4 separate regions of the Homo sapiens genome follow, and all the other regions are linked to region 1. The links are chromatin contacts, found by Hi-C or POLR2A ChIA-PET in ENCODE. All regions are on one chromosome and are shown on one strand. The core of a region is the stretch at or near the end of the contact, and the rest is flanking DNA. Distances in the headings are between cores, read along the strand shown. Region 1 holds the start of NR3C1 (nuclear receptor subfamily 3 group C member 1). Region 2 holds the start of TAF7 (TATA-box binding protein associated factor 7). Region 3 holds the start of RBM27 (RNA binding motif protein 27). Region 4 holds the start of LARS1 (leucyl-tRNA synthetase 1).

Region 1 (2,700 bases), core at 94-2,593:
TGGCCCTAATGAACCATGCCAGAGGGTCTTAAGTGGTATTACAAGGTTGCAATTATCAAGTCTGCAACCCCAAACGTCAAACTAGCACTTGTAAAAATCGCAGCACAAAACCATTACGGTTACAGGGGGTCTTTTTCTAAAAGGGGCCACTTAGAAACCTCAGGCGCGAATTAACAACAAACGCTAAAGAGCAAGCCCTTGCGGGGCGGGGGTGGAGAAGAGAAAAAAGTGCGAGGTTAAAAGAGAAGTACGTCCAGACCTGTTGAGTTCTCTCTCCGACACGCCCACTTCTAACAGATAACGCCGGCCCCGGCCGCAGTCTCCAAGTTGCGGGCTGTCAGCCCCCCGCGTGTGCACCCTCACGCGCCCCGCACGCCCTCCTCAAGCCAGGCGCCGCCGGGGCCTCCCCGGAGCCCGGGCTCGCGCTCGGGCGCGCCGGGGTGGCGTGCAAATATTCGGGCGAGTAAAATTCAGACGCGGCTTAGCGTTCACCACGAAAACGGGTGTCGGGCGACCCCCTTGGAGGGAAAGGGGACACTAGGGGGAGAAAAGAGGCCAGGATTCCCGCGAGGAATGAGAGGCTCGAAGCCCCCGGCAGTTCGACAGGGCTCCGCTCGCCGTCCGAGGTCAGGTTCCTCCCCCTCGGCCCGGCCAGGGGACGCCTGCGGAGGGAGAGGAAGAGGCCAGCGCTGTCACCCGCGCGCTGCCCTTTCGTCACCGTCGCCCGGCCCTTGCCAGCCCCCCACCCCCACTCCCCGAGGCTAATAAAAGTTTGTAGGCTCCCGCGGCGGCCCCCGAGTTGTCTCCGGTCCCAGCGGCACCTCGGGGGAGCGAGCGCGCCCCGGCCCCCTCCCGCCTCGCTTCTTACCTCTGGCAGAGGAGCCGCTCGCCCGCCACCGTCCGCAGTTCCCGCCGCAGCCGAGATAAACAACTTAGCTTGTGAACGCAGAAGGAGCAGGAGGGAAATATATTTTTTTTTTCTAAAAAAAGGAAGTAAACAGCCGCCCCTTTCTCCATGGGTGGGGGGAGAGCCCCTATTTAAGAAAGTCTCCCATTGCCCAGCTGACAAGCCAGCCCTCCGCCCCGCGCCGGGCTCCGCGGGTCGAGGTTCCGGGCGCGCGTGCCCCGTCCCGGTCCCAGCTGCTTCGGCCGCTCCGGCTGCGGCGTCTCCTTCCACCCACAGAATCCGTCCCCGACGGGCAGGCGGTGACTCGGGCTCCCGTCACAGACACGAGCTCGCAAAATGGAGGAGGCGGCGGCGGAGGGAAGAGAGCGCGGACACGCGAAAGGGCAGCCCGGCCTGGGCGAGCGAGCGGGACCGAGCGGGGAGCGGGTGGAGGCGGCGCCACGGCGCGCACACACTCGCACACACGCGCTCCCACTCCACCCCCGGCCGCTCCCCGCCCGAGGGGCCGCGCGGCGGCCGCGGGGAACGATGCAACCTGTTGGTGACGCTTGGCAACTGCAGGGGCGCCCGCGGTCCCTGCCCCCACGCCCTCCGCGCGGGCCCCGCCACCCCGGCCCCGACGGCGCCTGCACGCCCGCGTCCCCTGGCGTGGCCGCCCCGCCCGGTGCGCCGCGCTTCGCCCCCCGCCCCCAACTCCCCAGGAAAAAGGGTGGCGGCGGCAGCGGCGGGGGCCGACCTGGTCTCTCTGGGGCGGCGTTAAGAGGGCCACCGAGTTTCTCCAGTTTCTTTTCTCGCTACCTCCTTCCCGCCCCCGCCCAGCTCCGCGGCTCCAGACCCACTCGGGAGCTCGCTCTGCCCCTTGGCGGCAAGCGCCGCCAGTGCCCCTGCGGGTGACAGCGGGCGGGCCACAAGAGCCGGGGCGCCTCCCGCGGCTGAGCTGCGTGAGTGGCCCGCGCCGCCGCCGCCGGGCCGAGTTGCGTGAAGTGTGTCACTTCGAAAGGGGCTACGGGGTTGCACGGAAACGGTGCCGCAGCGTCTCGGCCGCGCTCGGGGCCGGGCGGCCTGACACGCCCTCTGGGGAGGCTTCAGGGAAGGGACGGGATAGCGGGGGTCGGCGCATACGTACTTTGGGCCCGGGGGGAGTCGCGTGCCGGCAGGTCCCCCACCACCGCATCATCTGGGCGGCCGGGTCTTCAGCTGCCGCCGCCGCGCTCTCGCACTGGGAGAGAAGTTGCAAAGCAGAACCCACCCTCCCCCGCGCCCCGACCGTCCCCCACCCTCTTCCCCGAGTCTGCGAGGCGGCGGCGGCGGCAGAAGGAGGCGCCGCCTGCCAAGTTCAACCCCCACCCCTCCCGCCCAATGTGCTCACACTCGAAGGAAGTTGCACGCCAAATGCAAAACCTCCAGCGAGCTGGATTTCTTTGCACTTTTTTTTTATTATTATGATTAAGGAAAGCAGGGGGCGGCAGGCTTAAAAGCAAGTTGCAGGCGAAATAGTAAGTTGCTGGCGAAATATAGCCCCCCTTCCGAAACTCCTGACCTCTTCTTCCACCCCGGCCAGGGCCCGCGTCCAAGTTCCCGGTGCAGGCCCCACCCCCGAATCTTGACATTTGCTGCCCTCGACTCTGTGCGTTGCTCACCCTATCACGTTCATAGGACCCCTGCCCCTACAAATAAAACAAAATACAGGCAGCTTTAAAATGCCAGCGTTCAACTCCCTACAGATGTTCCTGTTAGGAGCTTCCCCCTCAGTCCAAGGGGAAGGGAACTCGTGGTCCGTCCTGAGAAAGGAG
Region 2 (2,700 bases), core at 90-2,589, 2.1 Mb before region 1:
AGAGATATCCAGGCCTTGATTTTCTGCCTCCTTTGTTTCATCTTCGGCAATTATTTCCCACCGAGTACTAACAGCTTCAGCATCTGTACTCAGCAATCGTTTCACTTCTTTTTCAACATCTGGAGATTCAATATATTTCTTCTTTGCTGTCTTCCGGAACCTTCTCTTCCTGACATTCTTTAGAGGCAGAGTAATTCCGTGGTTCCAGATAAACTTTTTCTCTTTGTCCTTATCCTTTTTCTTGCTTGCTTTAGGATCAGTGCTAGCAACTGGCTCCTCCACAGGAGGATAGAGATCACCATCAACTGTGGATACAAGCATCTGACAGATATCAGCTGTCTTGTAAAAAGTTTTTTTATCAATGGTTTTCAAGCTTTCCATAACACAGGGCAGGTCTACTAATTTTGAGGCCAATGGAACACGGTCCACTCTGACGATTCCATGACGCCCATCAGGATGTAACTCAATTGTCAGTCTGTCCTTGAGGTTGACATGACCAGACTGTACTGCCCTTCTCACAGTAGAGGCATATTCTGGAGGCAGACGTAAGATAAACTGGCTCTCCAGTTCGTGAGGAGCATCATCTTTGCTTTTACTCATCTTTATTTCCTTGTGATTCACTTCTCCAATAAATGCTGGTTACACTAAAAAGTTCCAGCTACTGCAATAGTTTAAAACACCAGTTTGCTATGAATTGAAATCTTTTAATTACAAGAAGTTCTCTGTAGATCAGCAGCTAAGCGTCTATTTTGCCTTAGTTTTTATTTAAGCTCCAAGTCTTTTCTCTAAATATGCTGTGACCGAATACCAGTCGTTAACACAAAGGCTTATTCACAGACTTAAGTTCATTAAATCAGATGCAATGCCAAGTCCCAACCTCTAGGTGCCGCTGCCGGACAACGCGGAGAGAGCTAGCTAGCTAGCTAGGGAACAGGAAAGCAAATGGCGGCTCCCCCGGAACGGTTTTCGGCCCAGAAAGCCCAGCAGAGATACTTTCAACTCACAAACTCTCCCGGAACAAAGACACTCAAAAAATCAGGGCTCAGCGAGCTCTCTTCGCCTCGGGTACTTACAATCCAGTGACGATTATAAGTTCAGTTTCACCGGGCCGGAGCGAAGGGAAGAGGAGGCCGCAAGGAGCCAAGCGGGAGAGAGCCGAGCGTCTCCTTGTCGTTTCCTTAATTCTTCCTGCCGCTTGGCAGAGTGATCCACTACCGATTACTGATGAAAGGGCCCGGGATGGGCAGCGCGAAATCTTGCCGAGAGGCGCAGCTCGCATCACCAGACCCCGCACCTCGCCGGCCCTCCGTCCGGGTCGCCTACCCAGCAAAAACGGAAGTGCTACGTCGCGACGCGGGGCGGGAGGCGGCTGTGAGTGACAGCCCCTCCGGGCGGAAGGGCGGAGCCCCAGCTAGCGCAGGCGCAATAGCGCAATTACGCTGCCCAGCGTGAAACTCATCTTTTCGCGAGAACTTGTTTTTCCGGGATGGAAATGACAGTGTTTCGGAAGAGCTGTTGGTTTCAAACTATTTAGAGCTTGGAAGTTCCAAGAAAGACACAGATTCGTCCCCCGCTAAGCCAGCACTTTTACGGGATCGCTGTGGGGCCGGATGGCTTCTAGACTTCCGGGTGATTCCGGGAGATGGGGGACGCCTTGCAGTAAGCGTCTTTGCTTCTGGAAACATCTCGGATGTTCCCTAGAGTCTAGCCTATCTGGTGCCAATACAAGAATGTGTAGCTACTATACAATGGATTTCAAAGTACCCAAATCAATGGAGTGAGGAGGACATGCAGCTTACTATATAAGTCTCTCTCTATATATATGTTTGTTTGTTTGTTTTGGAGATGGAGTCTCAGGCTGTCACCCAGGCTAGAGTGCAGTGGCACAATATTGGCTGACTGCAACCTCCACCTCTGGGGTTCAAGCGATTCTCCTGCTTCAGCCTCTTAAGTAGTTGGGATTACAGGCACGTTCCACTACCCCACCTAAGTTTTGTATTTTTAGTAGAGAAGGGGTTTCACCATGTTGGCCAGGCTGGTCTCGAACTCCTGACCTGAGGTGATCTGCCTGTCTTGGCCTCCCAAAGTACTAGGATTATAGGTGTGAGCCAGCGCGCATGGCCCAAAGTCTGTATTTTTAAATATAATTCCCTGTAGGGGAATTGTGCCTCTGGTTTTACTTGTGTTCTATAATACTTCTGGGGAAACAAGGGTGATTCCTTTTTATGTGCTTGATTTAGATGTAAATGTAAACAGAGAAGGAAGTGTTCTTTTGGACAGAATTGTCTGATAGACTGAGCATCTGGTTAAAGTAGATATAATTGAAGTATTGTTTCCTGTCTCTCATGTACAAGTAATTTTAAATTACTTTGACATTTTTTTTAACTCCACCTCTACTATTTTGCTGTTTTCTGCTTGTCTTTTCTATCAATAGTCAGGTATTCATCAACACATATTTTTAGTATTTTAACATAACTGGGTAACAGTTGGTACTTATTTCTATTTATTTCCATTTATTTTTAAAATATCTGGGAGAGCATCAAGGCCATTAATATTTCATTTCTATCCTCTAAAATATTAACAATTGCCCCTAAATTTAAGAGAATTCTCTTAAGATGTAATTAACATTTCCAAAATTCACTTTATTCTTGTATGATTGAAAGCTCCATGATAGTGATCTTCTTCTATCCTGGTCATTGT
Region 3 (2,700 bases), core at 13-2,512, 2.8 Mb after region 1:
GTAATACAGCCACAATCATTCCATTTACATATTGTCCCTGGTTAATTTTAAGCCAAGACATTGTATGACGAGTAGTTGCCATAGATACCTCAAGGCTCACAAAACCAAAATATTTAGTATCTGATCCTTTGCAGAAGTTTGCCTATACCTGTTCTATGTATATATAGGATGTCTGTTTATTTGAGGTTGATCCATTTCTTTTATATGAGGTGCGTGCTCATTAGGTATTTTTCAAAATGTTATTACAATGCATAACCCCATAAACTGTTCATCATCTTAAGAGGAGAAGCTCTGTTTTGCTCAGCATTGGACTCCTAGTGCCTTACTCAGTGCTGGCAATTGCAGGGACTCAGTATATGTTATTGGGTAAACATTTTAACATCAGTGCTAAATCAGTGATTTCAAAACTCCAGAAAGAATTTCTCACCTACTAGAAAGTAAGTTGACTATTTCAGTAGTTTCTAATTTGTCTTAAAAATTTTTTTGTAATCCTTCTTTGCTGATTAAAATTCTCCCTTCCCGTCCCCCAACCACTGAATTTTAGATATACAATGAAAAGATAATTAAAAACAAACTATTGGAGTCATTTTTCTTCCTAAATAAAGCAACATTTATTAATAGTACTAGCAAAATTGAAATGGCCTCAGCCTTTTACATCCGTGCGCCACGTTTTAAAAATGACGATTACTGGATTCCAAGGCATGGTTGTCAGAAACATTCTGCGTAATTAAAGCAGAGCAGCAGAAAATACAAACGTGAGTGCCAATCAACATGAGTGTGTAAAGAAAAAAAGTAAAATTTTGCATTCTGTGCAATGTGTCGAACGTGAACGTATTGCACGTTGTGTTGCAGATTTACTACAGCTGAGTCATTTCGGGACACGAGTGTGTGTTTCCAAGAAAAACGAGAGGAAGGAACCAGGCTGAGGGGCTCGCCGGGTTCCCCCAGGCACTCCCAGCAGCAGACACCGGTATTCCGCGGCGGGCGGCGGCGTGGTCAAAAAAAGGCGCCGCTGCCCCTTTAAGAGGCAAAGCACCTTTTCCAAGATACCATCTTGCACCAGGAGTTCACTTAAGCTCTCCACCTACCTTGCTATATCTCTCCTCCCTGACTGGGTACCGCCTGCCGGCGGGGCGAGCGAGCCTTTTCATTGGTCTTGCCCTCAGGGCCCCCTCTCTCTTACTGGTTCTCAGGCCTGCCACTCGGCACTGTCTCCCGCCCACCTCAGCCTTCGGGCTAGGTTGAGTGAGGGCTCTTGGGTTAGTTCCTGTTAGGCCCCGGCCGGGGGAGTAGGTTGAAGTCTCCTAAGATGCCCGGTGGGCTGGGGCACCGGGAGCTGTGAAGGGAACGTGAGGGGGCGGCGTAGTGGAGACCCACGGCAGGCCTGAAGAAGAGCGGCGGCCGAGCCCGCCTTCCCTGCACCATGCTCATAGAGGATGTGGATGCCCTCAAGTCCTGGCTGGCCAAGTTACTGGAGCCGATGTGAGTGAGCCGGGCTGGGCCGGGGCCGGCGAACGTGGGCGTTGGGGGCTCGCGGGGGCGTGGGGGAGGGGAGGTGGCGTGGGGGGCGGCGCTGAGGGGCCGCGGCCGGGAGGTCCCGGCGACGCCTTCCCTGTAGTACTATCACCATTGTGGTGGGGGTGAGGGTGGGAGAGGAGCGCTGGGGACGGAGAGGCGCCGTGAATATGGGGACTGGGGGGGCAGGCAAGGACAGCGAAGGCTTTTCAAACGCAAATATCGGGGTGCTGGAAGGGGTAGCAGGGGCCGTGAGGGAATTTAAAACATTGCTGTTTGAGAACTGAGAGAGAGGTAACGGGGCTCTTGAGGGATTTTTAAAATGTGAATATTGAGATGTCGAAGGGAATAGCAGAATATCAAGGGTTTGATAAACATTATTATTCCGGGACTGAAAGGTCTAGAAGCAAAATATCGAGGGCATTTTCGAAATATGAGGGCAGAAGCGGATAGCAGGGACATTGAAACTGTATAGCGATTATTGGTAAGTTCTGAGGGATCAAGAATATTGAAGGATTTGAAAAATACTATGGAGTAGATGAAAAGGATGTGTGGGCATTGAAGGGTTTTAGAAATTATTGGGGAGGTGATAAGTGTGATAGCAAGGATATTAAGGGATTTTAAAGTATTATTGAGGGCTTGATAGTGCTAGGGGAACTGATGACTTTTAGATACATAGAGGTTGGAAAAAAGAGGTTTCTGTAAGTTTAGTTGAAGGTTGAAAGGGCTACACTGGTATGCAGCATTAATTGGTGGAGGAGTATACCTAACAGTATGTAGGGATTTTTAGATACAGGTGGTGTTGGAGGAATAAAAGGAGCGGTAGAAAGAATAAGAGATTTGTAAGTATTCTTGTGCCATTGAGAGGACAGTTTTGTAAATGTTTTTGTAAGATTGAGAGGACACCTGAAGATAATTGGGGTGTAGTATGAGGGACCGAAAAGAATGAGAGACCTGTCTTTTAAAAATATTTTGGGTGGTGTTAGTAGAAATGTTATTGGGAGGCTTGAAAGAGGTAACAGATGTATCAACATTTTGTTTTATAACCTTTTTTTTTTGAAACAATGTCTCGCTGTGTCTCCCAGGCTGGAGTGCAGTGGCTGGATTTCGGCTCACTGCAACCTCCGCCTCCCGGGTTCAAGCGATTCTCCTGCCTCAGCCTCCCGAGTAGCTGGAACTACCGGC
Region 4 (2,700 bases), core at 135-2,634, 2.8 Mb after region 1:
CCGCTTGAACCTGGGAGGAGGAGGTTGCAGTGAGCCGAGATCGCGCCGCTGCACTCCAGCCTGGCGACAGGGCAAGGCTCCGTCTCAAGAAAAAAACAAACAAACAAACAAAAAACAAAAAAAAATAAAACCAGGCGGGATGGCTCATGCCTGTAGTCCCAGCACTTTCGGAGGCTGAGACAGAAGGATCGCTTGACCCCAGGAGTTCGAAACCCTGTCTCTACTAAAAATACAAAAAATTAGCAGGGTGTAATGGAGCACGCTTGCAGTACCAGCTGTGGGGAGGCTGAGGTGTGAGGATCGCTTGAGCCCTAAGGTCCAGGCTGCAGTGAGCCATGATCACGCCACTGCATTCCAGTCTGGGTCACAGAGTGAGAACATCTCCCAAATTTAAAAAAATTTTTAAAAATTGCAACTGTACTACCCCACCGTACACTCCCTAGCACCCCTTCCTGCTCTATTTTTTCCCCACAGCATTTATCAGCACCTGACACAATATTTTACAATGTATTTTACCCACACACATAAACACTATGAAAAGAGAGATTTTTGTCTGTTTTACGGAGAGGCGCTCAATTTTTTCTTTTTTTTTTTTTTTTTTTTTTTTTTTTTTTGCTGTAAGTAGGAATCAACTTACATACTCCTCTCTCCACCTCGGCTTTATTTGTTTGTTTATTTATTTATTTTATTTTTAAGACGGAGTCTCACTCTGTCGCCCAGGCTGGAGTGCAGTGGCGCGATCCTGGCTCACAGCAGCCTCCCTCTCCCGGGTTCAAGCAATTCTCCTGCCTCAGCCTCCCGAGTAGCTGGGTTAACAGGCGCGCACCACTACGCCCGGCTAATTTATGTATTTTTGGTAGAAACGGGGTCTCACCATGTTGGCCAGGGTGGTCTCGAACTCCTGACCTCAAATGATCCACCCGCCTCGGCCTCCCAAAGTGCTGGGATTACAGCCGTGGGCCACCGTGCCCGGCTCTCCACCTCGATTTTAGAAACTCCAGAGAAATAACAAATATGATATCCAAGTACTCCGTAAAGTTAACAGACATCAGTTCGTGGTTCATAAACTAGCAAGAAAAAGCAAAGTCTCTACGAAAGGCACGCCTTAAGCGTGGCTCTCTTTTAGAAAAGGACTTTCCCTTCAGGACAGCACATGGAGAGCCCCTAGAGACTGGCCAGTCCGGCTCCAGGGCCCCTGCGGATTCTTCTCGCTCAAACTCACCGCCATTGCACCGCCCAGCCGACTGTGCAAATCCACGACAATGACCCTGGCGACCTCCACAAAGGAGTGGTTACCTTTCCCCTCCCTCTCGGGGATGCCAGGCCTCCCACGAAACTAAAGCACACGCTTCACACCTGCTGAGGCAATCATCCGGCTCCTTACTAACTACAGCCAAGGCATCTCACAGCCCGCCGGGAATTGTAGTTCCCAGACCACCCGAGCAGACACCCAGCAGGCGCTAACTGACTACAATTCCCAGAGAAAAACGGGTTATCGGAAGTCTACCCGATAGGCCCACTCAGAGGGGAACCGGCAGTGACGTCACTGGCATGTTGAACTACAAAGTCCATGATGCAGTGCGGGATCGCAGAATGCCGCGAGTGCGCCCTGGTTAGGTTGGAGTCCCTTGGCCATCAACCTTTTCACCCGGTAGAGCTGGTTGCCTGTCGGGATGCCAGGATACGCAGTTAATTACTATACGGTGACTGAGGTGCTACTTATGGCTTGCCACTATGCACAGATATTTTTTACTGTCAGTGGCATTCAACAGCCCAGCATTTAGACATTGTATAACCGCGTATTGACAATCTCCTTTTTTTTTTTTGAGACGCAGTATCGCTCTGTCGCCCAGGCTGGAGTGCAGTGGCGCGATCTTGGCTCAGTGCAACCTCGGCCTGCCGGATTCAAGCAATTCTCCTGCCTCAGGCTCCCGAGGAGCTGGGACTATGGGCGCGCGCCACCACACCGACTAATTTTTTGTATTTTTGGTAGAGACTGGGTTTCACCTTGTTAGCCAGGATGATCCCGATTTCCTGACCTCGTGATCTGCCTCCCTCGGCCTCCCAAAGTGCTAGGATTACAGGCGTGAGCTACCGTACCTAGCCAACAATCTCCTTTTTTTTTTTTTTTTTTTTTTTTTTTTTTGAGAGGGAGTTTCGTTCTGTCTCCAGGCTGGAGTGCAGTGGCGCGGTTTCGGCTCACTGCAACCTCCGCCTCCCGGGTTCAAGCGATTCTTCTGCCCCAGCCTCCTTAGTAGCTGGGACTACAGGCGCGCGCCACCGCGCCCAGCTAATTTTTGTATTTTCAGTAGAAACGGGGTTTCACCATATTGGCCAGGATGGTCTCGATCTCCTGAACTCGTGATCCGCCCGCCCCAGCCTCCCAAAGTGATGGGATTACAGGCGTGAGCCACCGTGCCCGGCCAACAATCTCCATTTTTAAGCAAGAGACTGAAAGCCTACCTGGTCCCATTGCCTGACTCAGACTATTTAGACCACTACCAAACAGGGCCAGGGGCGGTGGCCATAATCCCATTATTTTGGGATGCCGAGGTGGGCGGATGACCTGAGGTCAGGAGTTTGAGACCAGCCTGGCCAACATGGTGAAACCCCGTCTCTACTAAAAATACGAAAATTAGCTGGGTATGGTGGCGTGCACCTGTAGTCCCGGCTACTCGGGAGGCTGAGGCAGGAAAATTG

The links. A loop is a pair of places that touch in the nucleus more often than their neighbours do. ChIA-PET counts read pairs that join two places held with the same protein, here RNA polymerase II (POLR2A). Pooled maps may share reads with other maps.
Region 2: a loop to region 1 is called in a map of CD4-positive, alpha-beta memory T cell, with 9 times the contacts of the local background. The contact joins the promoter of TAF7 here to the promoter of NR3C1 in region 1. A Hi-C loop is called at or near these places in 1 of 168 maps with a recorded cell type or tissue (CD4-positive, alpha-beta memory T cell), 1 of 37 single-sample maps with no recorded cell type and 9 of 50 pooled maps. POLR2A ChIA-PET finds 5 or more read pairs at or near these places in 1 of 52 experiments (CD4-positive, alpha-beta T cell).
Region 3: a loop to region 1 is called in a map of CD8-positive, alpha-beta T cell, with 29 times the contacts of the local background. The contact joins the promoter of RBM27 here to the promoter of NR3C1 in region 1. A Hi-C loop is called at or near these places in 3 of 168 maps with a recorded cell type or tissue (CD8-positive, alpha-beta T cell and naive thymus-derived CD4-positive, alpha-beta T cell) and 8 of 50 pooled maps. POLR2A ChIA-PET finds 5 or more read pairs at or near these places in 1 of 52 experiments (activated T-cell).
Region 4: a loop to region 1 is called in a map of naive thymus-derived CD4-positive, alpha-beta T cell, with 35 times the contacts of the local background. The contact joins the promoter of LARS1 here to the promoter of NR3C1 in region 1. A Hi-C loop is called at or near these places in 2 of 168 maps with a recorded cell type or tissue (CD4-positive, alpha-beta memory T cell and naive thymus-derived CD4-positive, alpha-beta T cell) and 9 of 50 pooled maps.

What each region holds. Positions count from the first base shown.
Region 1 is chr5:143,402,343-143,405,042 of GRCh38, forward strand. It overlaps NR3C1 (nuclear receptor subfamily 3 group C member 1), which reads right to left and starts at 1,344. Exons shown (of 9, transcript NM_000176.3): 1 at 869-1,344. It overlaps LOC128966704, which reads right to left. Exons shown (of 2, transcript XM_054328421.1): 2 at 2,324-2,574. The coding sequence ends at 2,544. RefSeq lists silencers at 340-439, 650-729, 970-2,239 and enhancers at 2,245-2,700, 2,290-2,359, 2,400-2,539.
Region 2 is chr5:141,319,445-141,322,144 of GRCh38, forward strand. TAF7 (TATA-box binding protein associated factor 7) reads right to left here and starts at 1,340. Exons shown (of 1, transcript NM_005642.3): 1 at 1-1,340. The coding sequence starts at 600. RefSeq lists enhancers at 869-1,068, 1,649-1,708, 1,719-1,868.
Region 3 is chr5:146,202,343-146,205,042 of GRCh38, forward strand. It overlaps RBM27 (RNA binding motif protein 27), which reads left to right and starts at 1,263. Exons shown (of 21, transcript NM_018989.2): 1 at 1,263-1,482. The coding sequence starts at 1,424. RBM27-POU4F3 (RBM27-POU4F3 readthrough) reads left to right here and starts at 1,263. Exons shown (of 20, transcript NM_001414499.1): 1 at 1,263-1,482. The coding sequence starts at 1,424. RefSeq lists enhancers at 699-848, 1,319-1,478.
Region 4 is chr5:146,181,266-146,183,965 of GRCh38, forward strand. It overlaps LARS1 (leucyl-tRNA synthetase 1), which reads right to left and starts at 1,385. Exons shown (of 32, transcript NM_020117.11): 1 at 1,223-1,385. The coding sequence starts at 1,228. RefSeq lists enhancers at 909-1,068, 1,977-2,700.